7 separate regions of the Mus musculus genome follow, and regions 2, 3, 4, 5, 6 and 7 are each linked to region 1. The links are chromatin loops, found by intact Hi-C in ENCODE. Cell type or tissue: heart. All regions are shown on one strand. Region 1 holds the start of C430049B03Rik (RIKEN cDNA C430049B03 gene). Region 2 overlaps Gm35988 (a long non-coding RNA gene). Region 3 overlaps Gm35988 (a long non-coding RNA gene). Region 4 overlaps Plac1 (placental specific protein 1). Region 5 has its middle 36 kb from the start of Fam122b. Region 6 overlaps Gm35988 (a long non-coding RNA gene). Region 7 has its middle 58 kb from the start of Fam122b.

Region 1 (4,000 bases):
ATCTCACTCCCTGGGTTTGTGTATTTCCCCTTGGGCTTAACTTTACTTACGAAAAGAGAGCACAAAGAGATGTCTGGTCACTTCTAGAGAGGGTCATTCGCTGATACAATAGACAAAGAATCAATACTTTAGGGTTACCATGGCCCCACCCACTTCAGAACCACGACGGGTCAAAATGGCCCCACCCACTTCAGAACTGCGAAGGGTTTGGCCAAATGATTTAAGAGCCAAAGACTAAGCCTCTTCCTCTCTTCCCAGTTGAGAACGTTTTGTCTTTTAATGTTGCAGATGCCATGCGCCCCCACACCCAAAACATGATGCACAGGTCCTCCGCACCTTCCAGCCAAACTTTTCCAATACTGGAAAAAAAAAAAAAACAACTAAACAACCTTGAAAAGTTTTAATTAGCGAGAGACAATGGAAAACGAATTTTACGGTTCTTTCCAGGACATTCTTTACTGCTTACAAATGAGTGGCCCAAAGTCCCATTTACAGTCTGTCAAAACTAGTTGCTCCCCACCCTGGCAAGGCTGACAGCCTGAGGCTGCCCGCCCCTCACTCATTTCTCTCTCCCCACCCCTCCCCGTTTACTCTTCTCAGTCCACTTTCTGAGAAGTTCCCTGGCCACACTCACTTGCTAGACATTTTAAAGATCTGTCCTCCCCCCACCACGACCCCCGGACACGCTTTCCACCCCCACACCCCACCCAGCGCGACGCATAACATTTTTTTGAGAATTATCCCCGTATCTGTTACAGTCTGTAGTGACCAGAGACATAGTTGGGGGCGGGGGGAGGCGGGCCAAAAAGTTCCCTTCCCCCTCGTTTTTTTCTTTTTTAGATTCTAAGTCACCTCTCACTCCACTCGAAAATGGCGCCGAAATCGTAGAACTTCTTAAATTTCATTGTAAGCTTTTTGCAAAGGTTTCTGGGATTTTCCTGCGAAGCTGCTCCTCAGCGTCGACCTAGAAAACAAGCCGGGGAAGCTAGAGAGAGGAAGGAAAAGGCGGGCGGGGAGGCGGACAGACAGACGGACAGCGAGAGAGAAAGGGCGGAGGGGTGTGGCGAGGTTGTGAGGTTAGAAGAGCGAGTCGCGGAGACTTGGGAGGGCGCGAGGTGGCGGTGGTGCGGGACATCGAGGGACAGAGGGACGGACAGCCGGGGAACCGGGGTTCGCGGGGCGAGGGGCTCACAGAGAGGCGTGGCGGAGAAGAACCGGAGCCGGGACGGAGCTGGGCTGGAACCGGGCTGGAATCGGGCTGGAACCGGGCTGGAATCGGGCTGGAATCCGGCTGGAATCGGGTTGGAGCGGTGCTGGAGCCGGCGGAGCTGGCGGAGTTGGGCTGGAGCCGAGCGCACCCCAAGAGGCGAGCGGGAGCAGCCAGCGCCCAGTGGTCCGCAGCAGCCCTAGAAAAAGCCGGCCCGGGGGGCGTGGCCATGCGCTGCTCCGCGCCCCGCCCAACCATTCGCCCGCTCGCTCGGAGGCCCCGGAGCGGAAGGGGGGAGGGGGGAGGCCGTGCGGACACGCAGAGCCACAGCCTTGGCCTGCAGCCAGGAAGGGCCGGGAAGGACACGGGGAGCCTGGAGTGGCCACGTACAGAGAGCCTCATAGCCGCGGGTGCAGGAGACAAAAACCAGGGAGAAAGGGGAAAGGGGAAAAGCGGGAAGGGAAGCAACCAAGCTCCAGCTCAAAGACCCATGCCACAAATGACACTCTAAAGTCACTAGGGCCCAAGTCTTTGGGGCTACCAGGAGGGTACAGGGCGGCTAAGCCAAGCCTCTTAGGACTATTTTTCTTGGGGGTGCCTGAAACAGGATGAGGAAACAAGGGACCCTCAGATTGCAGAAGGGAAGTGCTAGGCGCGCGAGTGTGCCCAGGCTCTGTTGAGTCTTCTGTGCTCTGGCCTCTCTGCCAAACTCTCCCTCAGGTAGAGGACTCCCTTAGGTCCTGGCGGTCCACTTTAGGGGTGGGCATGACACTGAGGCAGGGAACGACAGTTTACTTATACATGTCCAGTCCAAGAAGGAAAGTCTTTACTACTTAAGTTTTGAGTCTGGAGTAGGGAAAGAAAGGGAGTCTTTCTTCTGTATGCTGGATATCTTTAGGGACGGCGCTGTTTACCAGGGAGGTATGAGAACGGTGTTGAAGTTAATAGCAGGGTGTCCAGGGTGACAAGAACTGTGCCTAAGTGTAAAGAGATGAAGTATAAGAGTGATTATGATTTTCAAATGATGCCGCTGACCCAGACAGGCACTCAGAGAGAAGGGGGAACGGGAATGGATTTCAAGGAGCTAACATGAGGTTGCATCTGGGTGGGGAGTCAATAGTCTTTCATTGCACCGCGTTCGCAACTTTCTTGTATATTTGCAAAACGTCACAATAACACAAAGCTGGAAAAACCAGGCATGGTAGCACATGGACCAGTAGAGTCCAGCACTCGGAGGAGGCAGGAGAAACAGAAGTTTAAGGGCGTCCTTGGCTACATAGCAAGTTCGAGGACAGTCTGAGCTTTGTGAAAGACTCAAAAAAAAAAAAAAATCTGGGAGAAATCCCTTATAAAATAGAGCCTGGATGTTAAAAAATAAATAAATAAACTCAGCGTCTCTCTTCCCACCTTTCTTGGGTTGCAGACATCTTTGAGAGAGTGGGATGTAAACTCAGATAGGATTTGGACGGGAAGGGTTTCGCTGGCCTGCAGCAGCTTACACACCCGGGCTCCAAAAGAGACCACAGGGGCAGGTGGAGTGCTGGGTACAAGGCGCTATGTGGGAGCTACTTAGCGCGTTCACTCCGTGACTCTGAAGGAGAGGCTGTTGCCTTAGCAGCTCTTGGCTAAACCTCTACTCCAGCCACCTCTTGTCTAGTCTGGGACTTAGTGGGTTCCTTGGCGCCCTTGACTAGCGAGGACATCTGGGCGTCTGCGAATATCCAGCAGTTGAGCAGCACGCTGGTAGCTGCGGTGCAGCCGCGGGGTCCTCCATGCTCCCAGAGTCAAGCCTAAGTTTTATTTCAGAGGGTAGAAGGCGTGCGGGATAGTTTGGAACCTCAGGAGGGAGCGGGGACAACTACAACAAAACCCACCAGGTGTCAAGAAAAAAAAAGGGGGGGGGGCAATTGCAAAACGGGTAACACATGCGAAAACGGCAGGCAGATACTAAAATCACGGATTCTGAATTCCGCGGTGCTCAGCGCTGCAGTTTCTTGCGCTACTCAACTCTCGCTGTATTTCTATATTTTTACTGTGATACTTCTTCGAGGTTGATCTCATAATCGTGAGTTTTGCGAAAATGATCGCAAAGTTTCAAGGCTTTGCTACAATCGTGTGACCTTAGGCTGATGACTGGGGCTTATTTTCGTTGTTTTTGTTTTGTTTTGTTTTTCTTTCTGGGTTTGGAGGGTGAGAAGACAGGAGGGTAGAGTCTTTCAGGATCTGTAAAACTGTGGGGAGAAATTAGCCAAAAAGATTTTTACAGAACAAGATTTTCTTTTCAGGAAAGAGCTCTCTCTCTCTCTCTCTCTCTCTCTCTCTCTCTCTCTCTCTCTCTCTCTCTGTTCTACGGATAATTTCAGATAGTTTCAGTGTGCACTTAAAACTATTATTAGGACCTACAATTTTTCTATTAATATCTTCACAACACTTTGTGGACCAGACTGAAAGTTTGCCGACCAGCCAGGCGTGACTGACCACGCGGCGACTAAATCCTCGGCTAGATCATTCATAGAGCTCCAGTGTCCTTGGGCTGCGATGCTTTCTTTGGGTTTTTAAGGTTCAGCCTGGTGGGTCAGTTTGTTTGGATTCCTGCACATAAACATTAATTTTCCTACATAAATACCAGAAGATTCCAGCGCTGGGAGATGAAAGATGAATTTGTGACAGGTCTTCTGAAGAAAAATGGCAAGGGCTTTCTTTATTAAACTCCCTTTGCTACATCAGCATATTAAGAGAGCCAGCTGAATATTGATGAATTCTTTGAGGCTGAGTAATATGGCTACAGGCCCA
Region 2 (4,000 bases), 94 kb after region 1:
GAAGACTTCACACTGTAGAAATGCCAGCTGATAGAGAAATCTGAAAGGAACTTTAAAATAGGTATGCTCGGTCTGGGTGTATAACTCAATGGTTGAGCATGTGCTTAGCATCAATCCCTAGCACATACAATACAGTACAGTACAATACAACACAAGAGATTTACAACAGGGGTAGGTGCTATACGGCAGTTATTGAGTGTTTTAAAATTATATGTATACATTAAAAATAATCAATATGTAACTGGTAGAAGGAGAAAAACACCAACCAATGGTAGGATTCAAAAATAAATTAGGCCCAGCTGATGAGACATGAGTGAACTAGGCTACAGATGAGGATGTTATTGAGAATACAGGAACAGAGGGATAAGGATGGAAAAAAAACCCACGAAAGCAAAGTTAAGCTGCATGAAAGAGGATGAGACCTTCTAAGAAGTGTCGAAGCTCCTAGAGCTGAACTCACTGGCTGTCATGAGCTCTCATACTTGGGTGCTGAGGAACTGAGGTGTCTCTCCAGGCTCTGTACCTGTGTTTTAGACCAACAGTATGAAGGCTGTTCCCTTCACCATGGAAGAAGGCTGTTCCCGTTTCTTCCTTCTGTCTCTTTAGCTGGCCTTTCTAGTCACTCTTGAGGTATCAGGTTGAATGTCATATCCTGAATCCCACAAAACAGGCCAGGTCCTGCTGCCATATGATCCCCTTTAAGGAGCTTATGAAAACCACTAGAACATAAGAACCTCTGTCCTTATTACCCCATAGGGGCTGCATTCCATCTGTGCTCTGATGGGTTCTGCCTGCTTGGTGGACTGGCTGGCGGATGGGACATGCTTAGAGAGTTGAATGAATGAATGAATGAATGAGTAAATGAATGAATGAGGCAATGAATGGCAATACCTGAGCAGATGAGAGGAAAATCACAGGCATGGGAGGGCCCTTGGAAAGCTATTTTAACTCTTCCCTAGTTTATGAGCAAAACTATTGTATAACTGCCCCTGGAAGAGTAAACTATGTGCTTTTCTTCAAACCACGCTACACTAGTTCCTTTTTCCTTTAAATAGTTCTCATTATTTGGACGCAAAAGGTGGTCAGGAAGCTGTTGAGAATGGAGACAGGGCTCTTTTTGAAAATATGTAAAAATAACATCTAAAATCATTTCCTATTTTAGAAGAGCCAGGGAAACTCCCAGCTTCAAAGCAACCCTGTTGTAAATCCTTCTCTTACAGGAAAGAATGGACCAAATTAAATGAAGAGTCTCTTTTTATTCCCTTCTTTTAAAAAAAATGAAATTTGGTGTGATCATAGCAGTGTGTTAATATCGATTCACAAGCATCAATTATTCATTTTCAGAGCTGGTTACACTGCAGGGAAGAAAGGAGAGGAAGGAGACCATGAGGGCGGAGGAGGGGACAGAGGAGGAGGAGGAGGCTGGAGGAAGAGGGGCAACAAGAACAAAGCATGTACAAATATGCCACAAAAACACCCTTATTGCTTTGTGTGCTACAAACAATGAACTGAAAATTCCTTGTTAACTGTAGCCAGCCTTAGAAATCAAGTAATCCAAGTTCCAGTTTCCCATGCGATGTTTCTGTAACCTGTGCTGTGGAAATACTGTACAACATTTGGTGACCGCACATCTCTTCCCAAGTGCACGGTCGCAGAGATATCAGGCTGCTAGTTTGGAGTTGGAGGAGTAGCTGACATGATGCAAATTGACAAATGATACAAACAGGAGCTCTATCTATTGTTTCATTGAGGCTTGAGTAGGGTGCAGAGGCCTTCTACCCACGACCTGCTTTGGATAGCCCACAAGCAAAGAACAGCTGCAACTTTTTTTTAAAAGGGACACAAAGAAATGAGTTATGTGGCTATGAAACCATAGATATTTCATATATGATGACTTATTTTTCTTTCTTGAGACAGAGTCTTGCTATGTAGACTAGTTTGGCCCTGATTCCACAGAGATAAGCCTGCTTCTACCTCCTGAGTTTGTGAATTAAAGCTGTGTGTCACCGCGTCCAACTCTATTTGCCTCATCATTGCAGAGGATGTTTGAAAAGCCTTGCTCTGTGCTGAAGATGGAGAAAATATCAGTGCAGGTTCAAATTCGAACCACGTTGTCTCTGTGGGTGTTCCACTGTAGATTGGGCTAAAACAGTGGAGGAAGCGCTCTTACAGTCTTCAGAAATGATTATCTGATTCAATAGTGAAGTCACTTACAGTACTAGTGTGAAGCAGAGTGATTTAGGCATGCATTTTGTTGCTTCCCATTTGTCTGATTCATTAAAGAAAACCAGTATGCCAAGCAATACTTGTGTCAGAACCACATGTGTTTCTTAACTGCCACTTCAGGTTGGCCATGGTTAAGGCAAAACTCAGCCAGTAGTGTTCACGAGAGTGAAACAGCCAAATGAACTGCCTAACATTGCATGTGTCATTGTAAATACTGTGATGCGCATTTTAATACGTATGTACATGTTCCTAGATGCTTATTCTTTGCAGAGATCATGCTGTTGAGCATTTGCCAACATGCATACTGGCCACACCCAAAAGAAAGCCAGAAGTCTGTGTGGATTCCTTAAGTATTTGAACAGGTTCATGGTGTCATCCTTGTTTCCCCCAGCTGCTTCTAAGCAGACCTCCTAACCTGAAAGCAAACATGCATCTGAACTGGTTTCAGTGTGTGAGTTACGGTGGTAAGGTTGGCCATGCGGAGGGGGGAGGCTGTCTAGTCTTTGAGGCCTCAAGTTGCCTGGGAAAGTCCTCAGGAAAGGATAACATTTCACGTTGGTGACAAATTTGTTGATTTTACAGATAACATCCCCATATTACCCTCGGAGAAGGCATATTCAGCGAGGACATTGGTTTTTATGTTTTCTCAGAGCAGTCATTAGTACAAATTAATAAATCTTCTTGGGGACGGAACATTGGGCTATATTTTATCCTTGCTCAGCTAACAGAGGAAAAGGAATGCACTGGTTGGGTTCAAGATAGAAAGAACATGAAACTTTGAAATTATATGGACCTGGCATGTGTTCCTAAGTCATATAAAGGACAGGGGATGCTTGTTGGTTTTAGGCACGAGCTCAGAGCATGCCAGGGCATCCTTGCTTCCACTGGCAGTAGAATTTAGACAACTCAAGAAAAAAGATTCTAAAATATGATAGTACATCAGACTCACCTGAAGAGTCTGTTCACAATGACGGGGCCTCACCCTCAGTTACACATTCCTGGGTCCAGGGTAGGGTCTAACCATTTCCCAGGTGATGCTGATTGCTAAGAAGGTAGCGCTCCACTGAGCCACAGCCATAGGAAGAAAAGCCCAGGGTTCCAGCTGCCTGGCTTACATCACAGTCAGAGGATCTTCCCTACAGGGCAGCTTTGACAGTTTGTGCTCATCTAAGCAAATTGCAAAATTCCTTTGTTTCACAGCTCACACAAAACACAGCTAAAAGCCTGGAATGTTTTAACCTGGCTTATTTCAGTCTTGGTTAAGGGGCAGGAATATTTATTATCTGAAGGTTATCTGGATTTCTCTCTCTCTCTCTTTCTCTGTGTATGTGTGTGTATGTGAATGTGTGTGAACATGTGTACATGTATGTGTGGATGTGGATTACCATGTAGGTGCAGGTGATTACTCTGCATGTGTGTGTGGAGGTCAGAAGCCAACCTTGAGCAGGTCTCCGGGTGCCTTCTATCCATCTTTGGTAGATAAAGGGATTTTCATTAGCTTGGTACTTCACCAAGGATACCAGGCTACCTTGCCAGAGAACTTCTCTGTCTCCCATCTCACTACCAGTCAGATTACAGGCACATATTACTATGCTTCCCCCTTTTTGGTGGGGCAGTGTTTCTCTGTGTAGTCCTGATTAACTGTCCTGGAACTCATTCTGTAGACTAGTCTGGCCTTGAACTCAGAGATCCACTGCCTCTGCCTTCCAAGTGCTGGGATTAAAGGTGTGTACTATGGGAAGCCCAGCTTTTTCTGTGAGTTCTGGGAACCTGA
Region 3 (4,000 bases), 61 kb after region 1:
AGTAAACGGAGGAGCTGGAGTCACGGTCTAGAGCAGCTGACTCCTGGATGTGTGCTGTCACCTAACTCTGCCTCTGAGCAGGTCTGGTTTGAGTGAAGATGGTACTGACGAGGTTCTCTGCCCCACCTGCCTCTCTTGTCCAGATCTGGTGCCTACCTTTATTTCTATGGTATTCTAGACCCCTTCCACAGAGAAGAAAAAAAAAAAAGCCTTCCCCCTGCTGATCTGCAATGTGTTCACTTTATGGTCCAGGAATGAGTCGTGTTTTCCTATTAAAAGGGAAACACAGAAAAAGGACATTATATAAAATAGCTTTCCCTGGAGCTAAGAAACTATTGAAAACTTAGCTACATCCCTCTTTGATGGTAAGTCTATTAGATTAGTCAAACGTCAGAGTTTAGGGAGAATTGATAACTTGTGTAGCGCTTCTCAGGATGGATGAGGGAACTGAAGCTGAGACAGTGGTCCAGTTACCAGATACCGGATACCCCGGCCAATAATCTGCCTCCATCGTTTCTCTGTATTCCAAAGAAAGCAGGAAACGAAAATTTACAGCTAGCTCAAAGCAAGGAGAGGAAGAAGTTAATTTCTACTCTGCCTGTGGCAGTCTTTCAATTCTTAGACACTCATGAAGTAAAGGCCAGAAGACAATCATTTCAGCTGTGAGATGGCTTTAAGGGGTCCTTTTCTGGGGGAAGGGTGCCCTGGCCTCCAGTTGCTCCAATTGTTTGTTCTCTACATGGAGTCATCGCTACAGCTACTGTATCAGAGACTGTGGGTTGAGAGGGCCCTTGAAAGATGGGGAAAGGGAGGGAAATGATAGGGTTGGATACTTGGTAATTCCCTCACAAGTTAACCTTACTTACAAGGGAATCTGGGAGAAAGACTTCCCTGTATAAGAGCCGCACTTTCCAGTAGGCTGTTCCTGAGGTCATACATAAGAGAGAGGCAGAAACATACATGGGCTTTCAAATGTAGTGACAGAGCAAACCAACTTGTCTGTGCATCTGTGTACCATATGTATGCTGTGCCCTCAAAAGCCAGAGGAGCATATTGGATCCTCTGGAACTGGAGTTAGGCACCATATGGGTACTGGGAATTGAACTCAGGTCCTCTGGAAGAACAGTCAGTGCTCTTACTCTCTGAGTCATCTCTCCAGGCCTCTTAGGCTTGGGTTTGGTTTGGTTTGGTTTTCACAGCAGGACAGCTTACCTAATGGATCACACCCAACCACACAAATGATTGGGGAAAGCCACCTCCATTTAAAGGCAGGACAGAAAAAATTGGCCTGATGACTGTGATCGAAAGCTTACTTGATGAAAGCTGAGGAGAGCCGTCTTCCTTTTTAATTTTGAGCATGCAGATGTCATTGAAATACTTTCAAGCCAAAGGCTCATAAAATATTACTTTAAAATAAAATTGATAGCAGTATAATTTTTCACTAATCCCAATATAGAAGGCAATATGGAAAAGCTAAAAGACAGATCCGGGGCTTTGTTTAAGTTAAAGCCTTCCAAGAACTGGCCTGAAGGCACAGTAGCTTAATGGCTGTTTTCAAAGAAAACTAGCAGATCATTCACTCTCTAGTGTCAACCCGAATGTATTTTCCAGTCTCTTCCTTCTAAGTGCCAAACAAAAGTGCCAGAGTACAAAACTAAAAGGTACCCAATTGAAGAGCCTGCCTGATATGCCTGCTCAGTGAGCTGATACATGCAGAAAACCTTATTAAGTGCCATAGCACTCAGCCAAAATGATAGGAGGACTTGAATGTATCATTTAAACAGCCATGCTGTATTTTGGGGCTGAGTCTATCACTGCCTACCAACTTTCCCATGTTGAAAGAAAGTCAACCACATATCCTCTTAGAAGGAAATGAACTTCCTCTTTGCTTTATAGGATGGTTGAAGTCTGACTACCTTTCATAACCAGCCAGCCTTTTAATTCATCTGGGGTTGCAGCTAAGTTCCCAAACCATGGGAGCAGTCTAGTTTAGGAGACAAGACCAAGGTGAGAGAAAGATAGAGGTATTTGTGGGTGGGGGTATGATACACTGGATTGCCTTGGAAGAATTTTCTAGGTAGTCAGTACTTCTAAGCTCAAAAAAAAAAAAAATCTGCTTTTGTAGTGTTAGGGGATGACATTTCACTGCAAAAATAAATGATTTGCTCATTACCATTTCATGGTTGCTGGCAACCACCCTCCTCTGCTTTCTAACAATTTCCATTTTAGGCACTGACAAACCCTTCAAAGCGATTCAGCCAAATATCCACCCAAGGTTGCATATTTGGCAGTTTCACAGGGAGAAATCTGGGGCCTCTGGGTGAAAAAAAATTGCCAAGAGGGCTCCCTCCTTTGTTAATTGTTAACAAACAGATTGCCATGAACAGTCACAGGGGCTCCATGGGCAGCTACGTGGGAAAGAAAGGAAAAAACAAAAACAAAAACGGAAGTTGTTGGCAGCGGCTGCTTCCTTGGCTCCTGTTCTTGCTCTTGGTCTCCACTGTTGCCTGTATTTTTCCCGAAGTTGGGTGCTGCCTCAACTGATAACTTAAGCAATGCAGGGCCGGCTCTCAGCAGGCAAGCATCCCTCGCAAATACAATGCTATGAGTGGGAGTAGGAATCACAGAGGAACAAGAGTCTCTGAGGCTGTAGGCTTTCTGAGTTTGTTGGAAGCTAATCTTAGCCAACTGGCTGAAGCTACAAGCAGGCGTTCACCATGAATCCTCTCTGGGAAACAGCCAAGTTGACTTCTGGAACCGACTTGGGACCGTGGCCTCTGAGGAACCACAAAGCCCAGAACACTTTGGTTTGCCAGTAAAAAGGTAGAACCTCCTTCCTGCTTGACCTGTAGCTTCAACAGCCATGCTCCCAGACAGTTCACATCCATATTCTCCTTAGTCTTAGATGCTGGAATGAACAATCCCCTTCTTGTCATCCAAAATTCATCTATCCTGAGCCTCCAGCTCAGGCCCTACCTATTAATGTTCTTTCTGCAAGACCTATCCTTCCTTCCTTCCATCTATCTTTCCTTTCTTCCCTCCTTCCTTTCATTCATTCTTTCTTTCTCTTTCTCCTCCTTGTCCTTCCTTCTTCCTCCTCCTCCTCCTCCTCCTCCTCCTCCTCCTCTTCCTCTTCCTCTTCCTCTTCCTCTTCCTCTTCTTCTTCTTCTTCTTTCTCCTCCTCCTCCTCCTTTTTGTTTAACTCATAGGCCTCTCTGCCTTTAGTAATTAAAGCCAGCTGTCCACATCCATGGGTTCTGCATCTATGGCTTCAGACAACTGAAGATTGCAAGTGTTTTCTAAAAAGTTGCATCTGTGCTGAACATGTCCAGCCACCCCACCCCTGCTCCTCACTGCCTAAATAATATAATACAACAACTATTCATATGCAATTTACAGTGAATTAGGCATCATAAATAATCTGGAGATTATGTAAAGTACCCAGATGATGTGAAGGTTATATACAATAACTATAACATTTTATACAAGAGATTTCAACATGTAATCATGGGGGCATTGTGGAACCAATCCCCAGCAGATGACAGTGCGTATTTGTGTGATTGCTTTCCAGTCAGCTCTCCTATGAGGCTTACTGCACAGGAATGCTTTTTTTTTTATTCAATACTGTACGGCTTGTTCCTACCACAGTGCCTGTCACACAGGAGATTCTCCATAAATATTTGTTACGTGAGAGAGTAAGATGCTAGTACCATTCTTTGGAAATTTAAAGCCAGCCTATTGTTTCTACTTGTAGGTTCGGTCTCCAAAAGCTTTTTGTGTTTGACCCTTCTGTATCCCGTCTGGGATAGGCAGTTGATCCCAACTGTCTCCAACCTCAGTCACTCCTGGTCCTCCCTTCTCATTTGGTTCATGATGCCCATGATCTAGGCATCAGCACCAGAAAGCTTTACTGGGTAGAGGCCATCGCTGTTAAGGATATGCCAAGGAGTGGCTTTAACTGCAACATTCTGAGGTATCATCACTTGGAGGGCCACATTAT
Region 4 (4,000 bases), 50 kb after region 1:
AATTACTGTAAAATTGATTAAAGATAAACACTCTAGAACTAAAAATCATCCAAAGAAAGGTAGCACAAAAAGCAGAGTTAAATCATAGTCAAAAGTTAATAGAATATATTCTACAGCCATGTCACCCTGTATTAGCCCAGGCTCATCTGATTACAAAAAGCTAAAAATGTTTATAGTAGTAGTAGTAGTAAGAGTAATAATAATAATAGAATACAGAAGTGGATCAGGAGACTGGAAAAAAGAAGCAAGGTTAATGAAGATAAAATGTATGAACAAAATTAGACAAGTGTAAAGCTGAGGCTGGAAGATCACAATTTTGAAGCTAGTTTGAACTACACAGTAACTTCCACCTAAGCCTTACTTCACAGCAAGACCCTGTCTCAATGTTTTGTACAAAGAACAAAAAATAAAACAATAAACAACCAAATAAAAAACAAAAATAAACACAAACCAAAAAACAAGATAAAAATAGAAGAAGGAATAAAGAATAAACATAAAAGACTTTTAAAATAAAGTAAACTAAACCCCACTAAAATAGGAATGAGTGAAGACAAGAAAGAGAAGACAACAAAGGATTGGAGAAACCTCTTTCTGCTTTCAATAAAAGACAGGACAGGGATGGGGTGTGGCAGATCATAGCTAAATTCTATCATAGTTCTTCTCTGTTCCCAGTGTGTAGGATGTGGCTACTATGGGCTGTTGTATTTTATTTTATTTATTTTATTTTTGAGACAGGGTTTCTTGTAGCCCAGGATGTTCTTGAACCTTCTATGTAGCTGAGAATGACCTTGCACTTCTGATCCTCCTGCCTCTACCTCCTAGTGCAGAGATTTACATATATAGGTCACCACACCTGCTTTATGTGGTTCTGAGATGAAATCTAGGACTTGATACATGCTAGGCAAGCATCCCACCAACTGATCTGCATCACCAGACCCTTAGTACCTGCATCCCTTTAGAAACTTTACTTCTTTGTGTATGTGGGGCCACTGGTGGTGTCAAGGAGTTCTGTAGCTTGTGGGATTCGTACAGGTTCCCACTTGTTCCAGAGACCAATACCCCAGATCCAGGGGCATTCCTCTACATGTGTCAGAGAATCAAGGAAACCAAAAAAGCATGGGGTTTTGCACTAGATATGGAGTTTGAGGGAACCCAGTCTGCTACCTGCGGCTCTCAGAGATTTCTGAGTTTGTCTGCCAGGAAACCAGCTTATAGGTGGAAAAATCTGGAGAACTTTCAAACAATCCATAGCAGGGAAAGCAGTTCTAGAGGACAATCCACCTACCATGGGCTCAGAGTTCCCAGACTGTGCAGGTATCATTTGCATGCTACCCTAGAGGCCAGCGCTACCAACTTCCTTGATTTCCAAAAGCCTGAGACTCCTACTGCCTAAACTTCCCAGTGTGTTTACACTTAGCCCTCTCCATCTCTATGACTACCCACTCTGGGCTATTTCCTACCCAGACGCTATACTTTGGCAGTGTATCCTAGATTTCCTGATTTGTGATTGTTCCTTGATTTCAGTTCCCCAGAGTAGTTCAGTCTCAAACAATAGGCCCTCTCTCAAGATGGTGCCTGATTACAATTCTCTGAGTGGCAAAATGGATTTGGAATATATCACCATGCCTAGCCATGAGAAATAGATAAATGCTAGCAGTCTACATATTTTGCCTCTTTAACACAGAAATGGTAGATTGTTCTCATATATCTGGTGATTTTGCATATGTACTGGGGGTATATATATATATATATATATATACATACATATATACATATATATATGGGTGTATATATATGTGTGTGTGTGTGTTCATGTGTATTTGCGTATGTGTGTGTATGAATGCACACACATGCGCATGTGTACACTCACATATACATGTGAATTTCCATGTATTTGGAGACCAGGTGTTGATGTTGGACATCTTCATTGTCAACCATGTTCCATTTTGGTTTTTTTGAGACAAGTTTTCTCACTGAATGTGCGCCTCACCAATTTAGTTAGACTGGGTGATGAGCAAGCTTCAGGGAACCCACTGTCTCTACTTCTCTGCCTCTCCAGTTCTAGTACCTTTGGTGTACACTACACTTTTAAAACATACAGATGGTAGAGCTCTAACCTCAGCTCGTCATGCTTATGTGGCAAGGACTTCAGTGACGGAGCCTCCTCCACCACCCCTGGTTATTCATATTTGACTCTCATTCCTTCTAAAACCTCCCATCTGCCATGATTTTTCTAAGGTTCTAGTGTCATCATGAAGCTTTTCAGAAGCTAAGAGAGAAGACTTGTTCTCAGCCCCATATTTATGCTCTAACATCAAGCTTCTCCTAGGAACCTCTGTCAGCATAACAGCTCACTCCTGACACCTTTGCCATGTGCCTTGTTCCTTAGCCACACGATCAAGACAAGAATATTTTGCACAGGGCAACTCAGTAATCCCATCAGGTCCCAGGGATCCAGAACTAGCTGGGACGCTAGGTTGAACCAGCAGGGAGGAGAGTGTTAGGCTTGAGTTTGTCAGTCAACATGACATGACTGCAGTAACCCCTGGACTCCCAAAGTCACAATGTCTATGGAATGATTCGCATTGAGATGGCAGACAACACTTAAGCGTTCAAAAATGTTTACTCTTTTATCTTTATGCCAAATTATTTTATACATCCATAGAAGTCCTGTTCTTGAATAATATTTAGGCCAAGAGTTTTAAGAAAACCGCCACCTATAAGGAAGTGAACTGCACAGCAGGTGAGATGGCTCAGAGGGTAAAAGGTCTTGATACGAAGCCTGAGTTCCATACAAGGAAATGTGCACTGTCCACCCCAGCTTCTGTTAGCCCTGAAGCTACAAAGGCAAGTAAGTCAAAGGCAACCTAGTCAGCTTTGCATTTCCCAGAACCCTGGGAAGGAGAAAAGGAAGTCCCACGAACTGTCCTTTGACCTCCATGTGCGCAGGCACGGAAGCGCCTCCATATACAGGCATGTGCACACATGGTCACAGAAGTGAATATAAATGAAAAGTAAAACATAATTTGCATGAATTTATTTTTAAAAGCATCAAATTAAAGAATGTTAGAAGTATCTTGTTTAAAAGACAGTAGATGCCAAATGTCTAACTTTGGGTTCTTTATGTATAAAATGGAAACCACACACACATACATACATACTTACAGTGCTATTATTGTCTGTTTACAAACCCAAGACATGCTTGGTATGCTAGTAGACACCTACAATGCCAGCACTCAAGAAGCTGAGGTAGGAGCACCATATGATACACAATGAGACCTTGTCTTAGAGAACAAAATGAAATATAGTTGGTTGTGCTGGCACATATCAGAAAGGTATGCTGTATTGGTAGAGGGAAGAGGATCGTGAATTGGAGGCCAGCCTAGGCTACATATTTGGGCTATGGAGATGGCTCAGTAGGTAAATGCCTTGCTGCATAAGCATGAGGATAGAAGCTCAGATTCCACCACTCACATTAAAATCCAAAGCTATAGTAATCCACCTATAATCTCAATGATTAGGAGGTGTGGAGACAGGGCATCTCTAGAGTGAATGGGCTAGCTAGCTCTTGCTGAGCTCCAGGGTCAGCAGGAGATTCTCCCTCAGTAAATAAACCGGTGAGTGACTGAGGAAAGACATTTGACACCTACCTGTGGTCTCCACATGCATATACCCCGATATGCACCCTACACACACACACACACACACAACAATGGAAAGAAAAATAAGTCAGCATCCTGGTTTTAGCCCGGGGTTGCGAAACAGAGCCATTTGTATATAAGGAGGGGTATCTACCCAGAAACATACTAGGAAATGTACGTTGTCCACTCTAGTCTCTGTTAGTTCTGAAACCACAGGGCTCTATTCATCTACCAAAGGAACAAAGTCATTTTTACATTCCTTTAACATTTGTACAAATAAAATCTTGCAATCAGCATGAATGCGTGGCACCTTTGCCCTCTCACATCCCCAAGCTAGAGAAGCAGTTCCCATGTGGACT
Region 5 (4,000 bases), 180 kb after region 1:
TGCAGATCGTAATGGAACACCGGTCACTCCCACCAGGACAATACCATGCCAGAAACCTGGAGCAAATTAGACGTGGGTGTTAGATGAAGAAAGCTGACAGGGCAGCACTAGTTCCCTTCTCAAAATGCACACAGAATGTCCACGGCAGCCTTCCAGAGCGCCGGATGGCGAGAGCTAACTGATAGGGAAGGCAGCGGCTTTTCCTGCCTTTTGCCTCCCTGCCGCTAGCTTTCAGTACACACACATCGCTGTGCTGATTACAAAGCTAAGCACATGGTGACTTCGGAATATACAGCTTCTTCGGCTTTGTGAAAATAAAAGAAATGCTGACAATGTGGGATAAGATCCTTGATTTCTCACATGCAACTAAAAGACCAGCAGTCCCTGACCAAATAAATGTTCTTAAAGTGTAAATTCAATATTCAAACCCATAAGTGACATTAAGAACACTGGAGAATAATAAAAAAAATAAAACCAACATCGGGGGAAATTTGCATTGAACACTTGTGGGATGTTGGATACTTTGTGATTTTTTTTTTATAGCTGCAAGGTCAAGGTAGTTTTTCACAGTGATTTGTACAGTTTGCTTATAAAAGAAAAACAGATTTAAGAGAGCGTTCAGCTATGTACAAAATAATCAAAGTTATAAAAATAACTCCCCAAATGAACCCTGACTGGACAATTTAGATGAAAATTCTATAAAAGGCAGATTGCTTGGGCCGGCAACATAGCTTTTGGTGTGCTGGAAGAAAATCAGTAGATGAAGAAACTTCTTTTACAAATATAAAAGAAAGAAAAAAAAATAGAAGAAAGGAAAGGAGGAAGGCTTCCTGCTTCACACCTGTGACCCCAGCCTGCAGGCAGGGTGACCTTCATGAGTGATCTTCAAGGGCAACCTGGACTACATCGGTTTTTGATACTGTCGTCCTGAGCTACAGAGTGAGAGACTGTTTCAAAACTAACTGACTAAATTATAAATCAAAATGCAGTAAAGGAAAAATGAAAAAGAAATGGAAAAATCAATAAGTTGATTAAAAAAAAAAAGAAACCCTTCCACCTTCTACCAAACAGATTTTGTTGTTAGGTAAACATAAGATAGTGACAACTTATGTACATATATATGCACACACACTCATATATATGTGTGTATATTATATATAATTATAATTAAGAGAAAGCTTATGAGCTTATAAAGCAGATGGTAGATTTGTGTCACAGCCTGGAAATGAATGGTTCTTTTGATGTAAGTGTATCTGACAGTTTCCTAGCTAAATACATGCTCTGGCCACACAGGTCTCAAAGATGGATAGAATGGAGAATCCTGCAGGACAGAAAAGACGAGCCACAAGCGTTGGCAACACTGATATTCTTTTACAGTGAGGATTTGAATTTTCAGCTTTGTGCTTAAACATGTTTTACCAGCAGAAAGTAAACCAACCCGGCTCATAATGCAACATTGGGCTGGCCATCTGGTTTGGAGTCAAGTTTAATAAACCCAGAGACATTAAATCTACTTGTCTAGCACTACAACTAATCAAAGAAAGACTGGTCAAAGCATCAGGGGTGGGAACAAGAGGACATTATTTGTGAATTGTGTAACTAGAGTTTCCATTCCTGTTTAACTTTTGAGAGAGAGAGACAGAGAGAGAGAGACAGAGAGACAGAGAAGGAAAGTAAGCGAGTGTGGGGGGAGGGAGGGAAGGGAGAGGGAGGGAGGGGAGAGGGAGAGGGGAGGGAGAGGGAGAGGGAAAGGTTGATTGATTTCAGGCATATAAGGGTCCTTGCAGCTCATATTTCTCATCCACAAGGAACTGGTGTTTGTTTAATAAGCAACTGGTTCACAACTGGGCTTCAACCGTCTGACCACATCCTGGAACATGCTGTTGAATCACACTCAGACCCACACTGACATCTGCAGGTAATTGAAACAGGGCTTTCCAGGACTGGATTCGAGACTCTGGATCCTCACTCGGGCCTTTTAGCTCATCACAGTAGGGTGCTAACCCATAAAACTTCAATATCCTGGATGGCAATGAGTTCCTTTCAAACATATTCTCAGTACTGAAGTGCTTTCATACAACAAATTAATGCAGCATATAGAAAATATGCTTGATTTTGCAGCAAAGGCCACAGACAGAGCGGTTTCCACCTGGTATAAGTCCAGCAATTTTTATTTTCACTGTACACATTTCCCCCCTTTTCACACAGTCTCCAAGTGGCACCCAGTACTTTCTCAGTACCTTATAGAAAGATTACTCCCCAAAATCTAAACTCAAGTTCGTAGTTATCCTAAGTTCACATCTATCAAAGAGTTTACACACACACACACACACACACACACACACACACCCCACAATTTACTGTAATAAATCTCTGCTAATCAGCATGCTTCTTTATATATTTCATCAAAACTCTAAACCATCTATAAAAATAGGAAGAAAACAGAACTGTGGCAAAAGTCAAGCTGCTCCATTCTGCCTAAGCATTCAGTTGTTCTGTAATGCCTTTTAAGCTGGCAAAAAGGACAAAGTAATGTTTTATTGGGTCAATTTATAATTATAATTTATAATTACTGTGTTAGCAACAATAGGATCTGTTAGCAAGGGGCTTCTTTTACAATGACTATTTTAGAGAAAGCCTGTTTTTCCAGGCTTATAAAATCAAGTGACTCATTCAACTTCTGAGGCAAAAATCAACATATAAAGAAGGCCTTATTCTACACATCGAAAACACGTTATAAAAACAACTGCATCAAGGATTTCTAGTGGTAAGAAACCAAAAAAACAAGGTTAACTGGGTGTGGTTGTGTACACCCTTAAGGCCAGCAGTCAGGAGGTAGATGCGGGAAGGGTGTGAGTATAAGGCTATCGAAGGCTGTATAAAAATAACAAACCAAGTTAAAAAAATTCTAAAGGGTGAGCATGGGAGTCCACACCTTTAATCCTAACACTTAAATGACACAGTTATCTGTGAGTTTGAGGCCAGCCTGATCTACAAAAGTGAATTCCAGGCCAGCCAGGGTGATACAGTAAGACCTTGTCTCAAAAAAAAAAAAGATTTTAAAAAGAAAGAAAAAGAAAAGGAGGGAGAGAGAAGGAGGAAATGAAAAAAAAAAACCCAAAACAAAACCACGAGGGTAATTGCTAGCTTGAGGGCTCATTAATACATTCCATCAACAGGCGCTCATAAATAGACAGTTGCCAAATTTTGCAACGTGTTCCATTGCAAACATTTATTGATATTTTTTTTTTTTGGTGCCCAGAATGTTTTTTCTTAAAGAAATGGAGTTCTAGCAGTTAGAGTTGCAAGTTAATTAGCGAAAGTCTAGATACTGTATGTCTGCCGTGAGAGGGTGGAAGCAGTTGCGGCAGTAAGAGGAAACATATGTTGGAATGATTTTTAGCCCTGGTTAGTTCTCAGTGTTCTAGTTTTGCTCCATGAGGACACCATTACAGAAAGATAAGAAAGCAGGGCATTTCAAAGCACTTTATATGCTAGTGTCTGATTTCACTTGAGAATTTCCAAGCTTTCTTACTTTTGATGACGGCACATGGTTTATGCACATCGGCACTGCTGAAGGTTTTATTTAACAAATGGAAACATAAATTTGGGAGAAAAGATAGAAAGGAGATACTGGCACGGAAAGAGCAAGAACTGAAAGTGGGGAGAGCTGGAGAAAATATGCATTTAGATCTCATGCCTCACCCCCATGTTGTTCACTCTTTTTCTTTCAACTAGCATGTGGTGAGCTGTGTTAGTGAGTATGAGGACCAAGTCATTCTATCATTTATTAATTTAATAAATGCTAGTAGAGTATTAACATTATACATAGAGTAAAGGATAGCAACCTGAACAAGACAGCCTCGATCATTACGCTCACAGACATGAAACAGATAGCAGCATTCTAAGCAAGGAGTTCAGGTCTGTCTCTGGCTATTTGGGGTTGAAGGCTTCAAAACAACAAAACAATAACAAGGCAAAAGAAAAACAAGCAAATAAA
Region 6 (4,000 bases), 110 kb after region 1:
ATGGTGGGAACGAAAAGGTCAGTACATTTTTGTGACTAGAGTGAGAAAGAAAATTATCCATCCTTCTGTGGCCACTTTTTTTTTTCCAGCTAAAAATTTTGTCGTATAGTTGGGTAGGGTAGCTCACCTCTATATTCCTAGCACTCAGGAGGCTGAGGAAGGAGAAGTGTCATGAGTTTGAGGGCAGCCTGGGCTACAGGGTGAGTTCCAGGCTAGCTGGGCTACAGAGTGAGACACTAGTTGAACACCAAAGGGGGCCAGTGAGATAGCTTAGTACATGAAAGCATTTGCCAGCAAGCCTGATGACCTAAATTTGATCTCTGGGATCCACGAGGTAGAAAGAAGGAACCAACCCTTACACATTATGCTCTGACCACCATAGTGTGTGCCATGGCACACACCCAAGTACTACCCTCACCCAATAAATAGAATCCAAACAAGCAACCAAACAACAAACAGAGCACAATAAGGTTCACTACCTTCATGTGAAGCATCATTGTAGGTCCCCAAATTAAACATTGCAAAGGGAGTTTAGTGGACCAACTGATCCCAAACAAGAGTGGCATAGAATGCAGAGCCCACCCTGGCTTCTAAATTCTCTCCTCTAAGGTAGCCTTCCTAGCAGAGGAAAGACATTCACTGATAGTGTCAAATTATTAGTCAGATTTTGGATGGTAGAGCTTGACACTATTTATCCAATTAAATTTGCATACACTACCTTTTGCTATGCATGTGTGGAGGGAAGAATATCTTAATTCCACAATGAGAACCCAGAGAGAATCAATCAAACAGACTTGGGTCCTGTGAACCAGTCACCCAATGTTCTTCATTTGTCTCTATTTCCCTATTAATGAGGAGAAAATGTCACTATAATCCAATGCAGGGTCTGGGAACATTGTCCATACAATCTCTAACTCTCCTAGAGATGAAAGGAAAATGATGAATAGGTGACTTCTATCCTTTACTTTTATGGAGCTACACATCTGTTGGGTATGATTTCAACTCCTCGTGGAATGAAACACAAGACATTTTTGCCTTAGACATCAAAATCTTGGTCCAATATCTGACTTGAGAGCCACTTACAATATAGACCTTTTGTGACGTTTCACAAATTTAATGGCCATGGGAAGACCCTAAAGTAACCCAAAGGGACAATATTCCCCCAGTGATTCTATCTTTGGGATAAAATGTATAAAATATTCTAAATATTCAAAAATCTATTTCTTAGCCTCAGGCTTCAGAGCCTCTTGGGAAATTTGAAACAGACCTAAGGGGCTACTATTTATCTTTGCCAAGCCTAGTAAACATAATCCATAATGTTATTCAAGAATGCAATGGAATAATATACATACAGGTAACATTACACAAATTGAACAGATTGTATGTATACACATACAATATATACATGTATATATGCATATAAACATAACACAAAGAAAAAAGGTCATGAATCCGAGAGAGAGAGAGAGAGTGAGAGAGGGTAGAGGATACATTGGAGGAATTTGAGAGCAGAAGAGAAGGGAAATGATCTAATTATAATTTTCAAAAATTTGTATTAAAAACGAATGCCATGGAAGGTTGGAAAGTGAGTGATGGTAGTGTGTGTCTCTCACAAACCCCAACAAGAAAACCACACAGGCAAAAAGGAAGGCCAAAGTGAGAAGGACCTCAAGACAAACCAGACTTGCTTCTTCCAGCACTCATCCCATAACCTCAATTGCATCCGCCGCGACCCACAAGCTTGTGTGGCCCACAGAAATGGGTAATTCAGAGCTACAAAAAAACATAAAAGTGGCCGCCTCTCAGCCAGCGACTGACTGGGTTCAACCCTTGCCTACTGCTTCTATTGGTTTTGCCTAGATGTGCCTAGGACAGACCCCACTGAATGCTTTGGTTATAGAAGGAACTATTTGGTTGCATTGGAGAAAAAACAGATGATGACTTCCTGCATTGGCTTCTCATACTCTTCTCTTTCTGTTTTTACTGCTAGAAACATGAACACGACAGAATTTCCAGCATAATAGAAAAAAAAAAGATCTGGGCAAAAACTCTGCTCCCAAGACCCACTGGACAGGGTTTTGTGTATATTTGAGGGGGATGCAGGGATCAGGTAAAGAATGTTTGTTGTCCTCGTTTTTTTAGCCCAGGAACTTCAGACAAACCCTAATAATGTCTTAGGCCTCCATCATCAACAACCTAGAATGTGGAGAACTGTAGTGGGGATGTGTCTGAGGCAGGGGTCCTCAGACCTCACCGAGGAACACAACAATCCATCCCTGAGAACCAGGATCAGCAGGCTTTGTCCTGAGCCCATGGGTAGCCCTATTGTTTCTGTTCACAGCTGAGCTGGCTCTGATTCAAGAAGGAGAAGGTAAGGAAATCCCATCTGCGCTGCCGCCTGGCCCCTTCCGCCTTTCCTGTGCTGGAATTCTAGACAAAGCAAGTCCAAGACAGAAGCTGGTGAAGTTCACTCGTCTCCCAATGGGGCCTCCTGAAACATCTTGTTTCTCTCTGACCAGGATACAAATAAAAGTGGCCTTTTCCGTCCTGCCCGTCTGTATCCTCAAAAGAGGGAAGTGCAGTAGGCAACTGATACAGAAGCTCTGAGTTTATGAGATTCCTTCTGGGGCTGGAGGAAGAGTGTAAATTCCCAGGTTGACAAGATCACCACATGGTGCTCGAGTGTGACGCTAGTCTGGCCTCCTCGCCATGCTTCAGCCAAAGGTACAACACAGACTAGGTTAACTCGGGAACAAAAGAGGCTTTCTTTGGCAGAGTGACCTTCCATAAGTCACTTAACCCTTCCCTGCTTCTTGCTGCCGTGTGACTGAAGCCATAAATTATTACTTGCGCACGTTCGGCTGCTCAATGGAAAGTAAAGAAAAAGGGGTGAATTTGTACCGTCACTCTACTGAGGAAACTTTGTCCATTCAAAGCCAGGTTACAGAGTGGCCTTTATTTTAATTAAAAAGCATCTGGAAATGGAAAAGCCTGTTTGGCTCAGGGCCTCCTCCTTGGAGAAGAACGGAGGCATGTCATCTGGCTGGGCCTTCTCCTGGCTGTCTCAGTGGGAGCTGGAGAGGGAGCTGCTGAGGCTTTAGCACATTTTTTGTGACAGGAACAGATAAGCCTCACCGAATGTCCTGCTCCCTTGGCTGCTGTTAGGAGCCTTCTCTAACACACCATCCTCAGCTAAACCCTGCAACAGCAGGCATCCTCCACAGTGGATCTGCTACCCTGGCTCTGAGGGAAGTGGGGGAGGCTAGCTTGAAGCTTATATCCTCCAAGATATGGTCGAGCAACCCAGTGCTGGGGTATGTTTCTGCATCCTCCTTTACCCAGTGCTGACAGCAAAAGTATTTCTAGATAGCCTCCTGTGCCTGGGTTTTTGTGTAGGCAGTAGGCTCCAAGCCCTGCTTTTCACAGAGCCCGGGATGACTGGCCAGAATGGAATGTTCCTCAGATGGGGAGACACAAAACCTGTCTCAACCCTGATTATGCCTTCAAAGAGGTCCTTTGTCTTGTCTGGGCTTTGGTGTCTATATTGGGAAAAATATAGCTGTGGGTCCTAAACAGAGCTGATAACAGAATCTACTGCACAGAAAAGTGGGTAAGAGGATGGATAGCCTAGGTATAAATTCTACACTCCACTACTTTCTATGTGGGTAACCTTAGGCCAAATGACTAAACCTCCGTGTCTGTTTCCTCACCAGTAAATCATGTTTATAACATTCAATTGTGTGTGTGTCTGTCTGTGTGTGCACGCATGCGTGCGCACATACACTAAGCCACAGCATGTACAACTTGCTGAAGTTGTTTCTCTCCTTTCACTATGTGGTCCTGGGGATTGAACTCAAGCTGCTAGACTTGGCAGCAGGCACCTTCCTTCATCTGCTAAGTCATCTCAACAGCCTGAAATAGGAATATTTAAATTCAAATACTTAATTAAAACAAAAACTGAAGGCAAAACAGGCAGGAACAGTTACTGCTACATATCACT
Region 7 (4,000 bases), 150 kb after region 1:
ATGACAAGATAAGAACATTTACAATTAGCACATTTGGTCTGTAAATGGGCTTCGCTACACTCCTTGCCAACAGTGTCTTCCCAGGTTTTTTGAGTAGTATGAGCCTTTGTGCATAGTTGAGTTTGGGAGGGGGGTAGCTGGTGAGGAGTGGGGCATAGCCAGAAGGCAGGGTGTAACTTCAAACCCAAGAGTTACAAAAAAAGACATTTGGAACAAACTACAAGGGTGATGAGAAGGCCCCCTTGCTGGTCCCTGATACTGCTGGGAATAGACACCCACTCTGCTTCCCCCCCCCAAATGGAATGAATTGACAAAGGTCCTGTGTGCATTCTCCCATGGTATACACACACATTAATGCACACATGCATTCCATACACAAGTCCTTTGTTAAGCTCTGAAGCAGGAAGTGGGAAATTAAAAAAGAGGGCTTCCTGCCATCCGTTGAAGGAGCCAGCCCTGAGAGTGATACAGACCAGAGTCCCTTTCACGGAATCTTCGAGTTCATCCTAGACGCAAAGCAGAAAACTTCCAGGGCTCAGTGCAAGAGACGATTTGCCTATTGGATGCTCAATAACCCCCACAGTTGCCCTGTAGTTGCGTGGGTCTGTGTGTATGTGTTGGTGAGGAAATCAACAGGACAGGCTGCAGTCACCTACTCTTGTTATGTCTGGATAGGCAGCCACACAGAAAGGCAGATTCATTTTTCTGCTTCATACTTCTTTGTCGGTTCGGGTTTTTTTGTTTGTTTGTTTGTTTGTTTGTTTTGTTTTGTTTTTTTGTGGGCTCCTCTGACTAGCAGGGAGGTTTGGACTTGGCCGGGATGTGCATGTAGGTGGTTTGTGTCACACAGCCCCAGGCTGGCTAAAGCAGAGAGGTTAGAGATACCTGACCCTCTTTCCTCAGAGAGTGGGAAATGTACAAGGATGGAGAAGCCATAACGTATCAAAGGACATTCCAGAAGGAGCCCTGCAAGGTGGCCAGGAGAAGCAGTAAGGACAGAAGAAACCTGATTGCTCTTGTTCAAAACTACATGATAAAGTATAAGAGTGTTCACTGCCCTTCCAGTGTGTGTGTGTGTGTGCGTGCGTGCGTGTGTGTGTGTGCGTGCGTGTGTGTGTGTGTGCGTGCGTGTGTGTGTGTGTGTGTGTGTGTGCGTGTGTGCGTGTGTGTGCGTGCGTGCGTGCGTGTGTGTGCGTGCGTGCGTGCGTGTGTGTGTGTGTGTGTGTGTGTGTGTGTGTGTGTGTGTGTGTTTTGTGGGGGTTGCAGACTGATGTGATTTTGCTTGCTGCATGTCCAGCACAAGGTCTGTCTAGTAGCTTCATCTTTGTAGAATAAATCTCTCATCTTCAAAGCGGGTCTTGGGAAACCTGCTTGAGGTTCTTGCCCAGATGAAATAGAGTAAGCCAGGACAGCTGTGCCTGATGTTTCCTGTGCCTGGCTCTGCCTTGTCTGGGAGTGGAACATTCTGCTGGGAGCCTCCACTGCCAGACTCCACTCAGCCCCTCTGCTTCCACACCACTTCCTCGGCCCTAGCTGCGACCCCCTTCAAATCAATTGGGTTGAAGGTTGAGAATAAATGGTGGAGGTGAGGTGGGTTTTTTTTTTTTGTCCTTTGTTTTGTTTTGTTCTTTGTTTTTGCCCAGACTCCATCCTGGTGGCCCTTTCACACTTAGCCTATTGTCCACTGCCCAATGGCAACAACCTGGACTTGATCCCAAAAGCAAAGCCTGCTAATTTCTAGATAAGTGTGAGCGAGGGCTGGGAAACCGTGGGACTCAGGGTGGCCCCAGAGCTCGGCAAGCCAGCTCCCTTTCTCTGTTCTTGGGGGCTGGCAGGAGTTAAAATGCAGGCCGAATCCCTCCACTCCACACCTGCAGAGGGGACAGTAAGCATAATCTGCCCCCAGTGGCTGGCCATACAGGGACCTCATTCACAATTCACTGCCTTCTAAGGGGCACTGCCTCTCATGAACTGTTCTTTCAGGAGCCTTTAATCTAAGGAGCTACTGCTAACAGCCAAGCTACCCTAATCTGGTGGATAGGCCTCAGCTTCTCTCCCTCAGCACATTTTTAAGGAATGGTGTTTTCCCCCCCTCTAGCTTTTTTTTTTTTTATCATCATCAAAATATATTCACAAAACACCCACATCTCTGTCCACACTATAAATCAGGGTGGGGAGCGTCTGGCCCACAGCCCAGATCTGGCCTTCAGCTTGATTCATCTGGCCTGTGGGGGATACTGTATTGGCTGCCACAGCTGCAAGCTGGAGAATAATGCCTCCCTCCCCACAGCCCCTACCCCCGCCCTGCTGGGGCCTTCCCACTCCAAATGGAACCTCGAAAATAGCCAGGCTCCAGTGTGTGTGTGTGTGTGTGTGTGTGTGTGTGTGTGTGTGTGTGTGTGTGTGTAAGGAGGGCAGAGCATCTCCTGCAAGTCCTTCAGTTGCTATTAAACAGGAAACGACATGACAAAGCCGATGAGGTGATTTTCAGACTGAGCAAAGTCCATATTTTGTGGCCACTTTGCTCGTTTTCAGGATTGGCTAACATTTTCTTCTCTAACTGTCCCGATTCTTTTGCGCTGAGACCACGCTGTGTTTCCCTCTGCAGGGGAAGGAACACACTAGTGAGCAGCACAGCTGGAAAGCAAGTTCCCACACAGCTTCCCGCACAGCCTAGCCTCTGTAACCATTCCACCCCACGACTGTCCTTGGAGGAGCTGGCCTCCAAGGCAAGGCTTTATTATTTTCTGTTTTGCTGTTGTCGATGTTGTTGGTCTTTGCTAATTTATTATCTATCCATCTACTTTCTTATTTCAGATAGACTCTCATTATGCAGCTCTGACTTGACTGGTACTTATGACAATTGCCAGGCTCGCCTTAAGCTCCTTCCTCAGCTGGACTGAGATGACTACTATGTAGACTACCAGGCCTGGCCTCTCCTGTTTCTTGATCACAACCCTGTAATAATCTGGAAGCTCTAGAAGTTGGGCCCCAATTATTCTCACAACTTGTGCTCTAAAGAATGAATTTAAAGGAGACACACGTGGCTAAAGGATGGAAAGTGTGTTACTCAGTTAGAATTTGACTTTGACAAGATCTCACTCTGTTACTCAGGCCAGACTGAATCTCACCAGGAGAACAGACTGGCCTTGAATGTGGAGTGATCTTTCTGATTCTGCCTCCTAAACTGGGAATCCAGACATAGACCAACATAGCTGGCAACAGACTAGTTCAACGTCTGAAAAAAAAAAACAGTGAAACTCTTCCGAAGTTTAAAACACAGAGATTCCTCTTTCTTATTCGCCTATATATGTCCTTACTAATTGAGGGAGATGAGAGGAAGACATACACACACACACAGACATACACACACACACACAGACACACACACACACACACACACACACACACACACACACACACAGAGAGAGAGAGAGAGAGAGAGAGACTGGGGTCTCAGAAACAAAGATCATGGAAGCCCCCAGGGCTCATCTACCCAGTGACTTCTTCAAATCTTGCTGTAGCACTTTGTCGCCTTAGCTCCTAGGTGATCAAGTTGGCATGGTGGCTCTGAGTGGGCCAGCTGAAACACAGAAACTATACCCCAATAAAACTGTCTGTTCAAGAAAAAAAATGGTACATGTCCTGGAGCATCCAGAAGTGGAGTGGTTAAAGGCAAAGAAAGGATAGGTAGTCATTTGAAATGCCAGATCATCTGTCCGTTTTTTTTTTTTTTTTGAGTATGGCTATGTAGTATCAAATGAAATCTATATATCCTAGCAGGCTCACAAATGTCCTTTGCCGACACTGCAAGGCAACAACCAACTGTTTGGGTTTAGGAAAAATTAGGGGGAACTCTAGACTGATCCAGGAAAGAAAGACAGCTGCTTGGTGACAAAGCCTGTGGGGAGAGGGGCAGATTCCTATTGCTTAAGGCCCAAGCGCCTAGAAATATAGAAGAAAAGGAAAGCTTGGTTGGGCTCCAGAGCCACCAGCAGGG

What was found. Hi-C counts contacts between places; a loop is a spot of excess contacts. Peaks named below come from ENCODE experiments on the same cell type or tissue, not always from the same donor. Only the 100,000 strongest peaks of a DNase experiment are listed, where the experiment ranks them.
Region 2: a loop joins it to region 1, with 2.1 times the contacts of the local background. A loop is called at or near these places in 5 of 42 quality-filtered maps.
Region 3: it touches region 1 in a loop (5-fold over the local background); 7 of 42 quality-filtered maps call a loop at or near these places.
Region 4: a loop joins it to region 1, with 2.1 times the contacts of the local background. A loop is called at or near these places in 6 of 42 quality-filtered maps.
Region 5: a loop joins it to region 1, with 6 times the contacts of the local background. A loop is called at or near these places in 8 of 42 quality-filtered maps.
Region 6: a loop joins it to region 1, with 5 times the contacts of the local background. A loop is called at or near these places in 5 of 42 quality-filtered maps.
Region 7: it touches region 1 in a loop (2.0-fold over the local background); 3 of 42 quality-filtered maps call a loop at or near these places.

What each region holds. Positions count from the first base shown.
Region 1 is chrX:53,055,806-53,059,805 of GRCm38, forward strand. It overlaps C430049B03Rik (RIKEN cDNA C430049B03 gene), which reads right to left and starts at 1,385. Exons shown (of 4, transcript NR_038185.1): 1 at 1,193-1,385; 2 at 853-964; 3 at 337-359. In heart, no CTCF peak of the experiment used is centred here; DNase peaks (open chromatin) are centred at 1,086 and 1,506; H3K4me3 peaks cover 3,608 bases; H3K27ac peaks cover 4,000 bases; H3K27me3 peaks cover 473 bases.
Region 2 is chrX:53,150,141-53,154,140 of GRCm38, forward strand. All of the region lies in intron 1 of Gm35988 (a long non-coding RNA gene), which reads left to right. It also overlaps a transcript of Plac1 not described here. Among named protein-coding and RNA genes, the nearest start is that of Plac1, 38 kb to the left of the region's middle. In heart, no CTCF peak of the experiment used is centred here; no DNase peak of the experiment used is centred here.
Region 3 is chrX:53,116,356-53,120,355 of GRCm38, forward strand. The region is part of intron 1 of Gm35988 (a long non-coding RNA gene); the gene reads left to right. It also overlaps a transcript of Plac1 not described here. Among named protein-coding and RNA genes, the nearest start is that of Plac1, 4.0 kb to the left of the region's middle. In heart, no CTCF peak of the experiment used is centred here; a DNase peak (open chromatin) is centred at 2,476.
Region 4 is chrX:53,105,899-53,109,898 of GRCm38, forward strand. The region is part of intron 1 of Plac1 (placental specific protein 1); the gene reads right to left. The region is part of intron 1 of Gm35988 (a long non-coding RNA gene); the gene reads left to right. Among named protein-coding and RNA genes, the nearest start is that of Plac1, 6.5 kb to the right of the region's middle. In heart, no CTCF peak of the experiment used is centred here; no DNase peak of the experiment used is centred here.
Region 5 is chrX:53,232,027-53,236,026 of GRCm38, forward strand. It overlaps a transcript of Plac1 not described here. Among named protein-coding and RNA genes, the nearest start is that of Fam122b, 36 kb to the right of the region's middle. In heart, a CTCF peak has its summit at 1,919 (motif pointing left); no DNase peak of the experiment used is centred here; H3K4me3 peaks cover 341 bases; H3K27ac peaks cover 1,852 bases.
Region 6 is chrX:53,163,996-53,167,995 of GRCm38, forward strand. Gm35988 (a long non-coding RNA gene) reads left to right here. Exons shown (of 4, transcript XR_882310.2): 4 at 1-3,733. It also overlaps a transcript of Plac1 not described here. Among named protein-coding and RNA genes, the nearest start is that of Plac1, 52 kb to the left of the region's middle. In heart, no CTCF peak of the experiment used is centred here; DNase peaks (open chromatin) are centred at 2,406 and 3,076; H3K27ac peaks cover 1,941 bases.
Region 7 is chrX:53,210,032-53,214,031 of GRCm38, forward strand. It overlaps a transcript of Plac1 not described here. Among named protein-coding and RNA genes, the nearest start is that of Fam122b, 58 kb to the right of the region's middle. In heart, no CTCF peak of the experiment used is centred here; a DNase peak (open chromatin) is centred at 2,200; H3K27ac peaks cover 2,558 bases.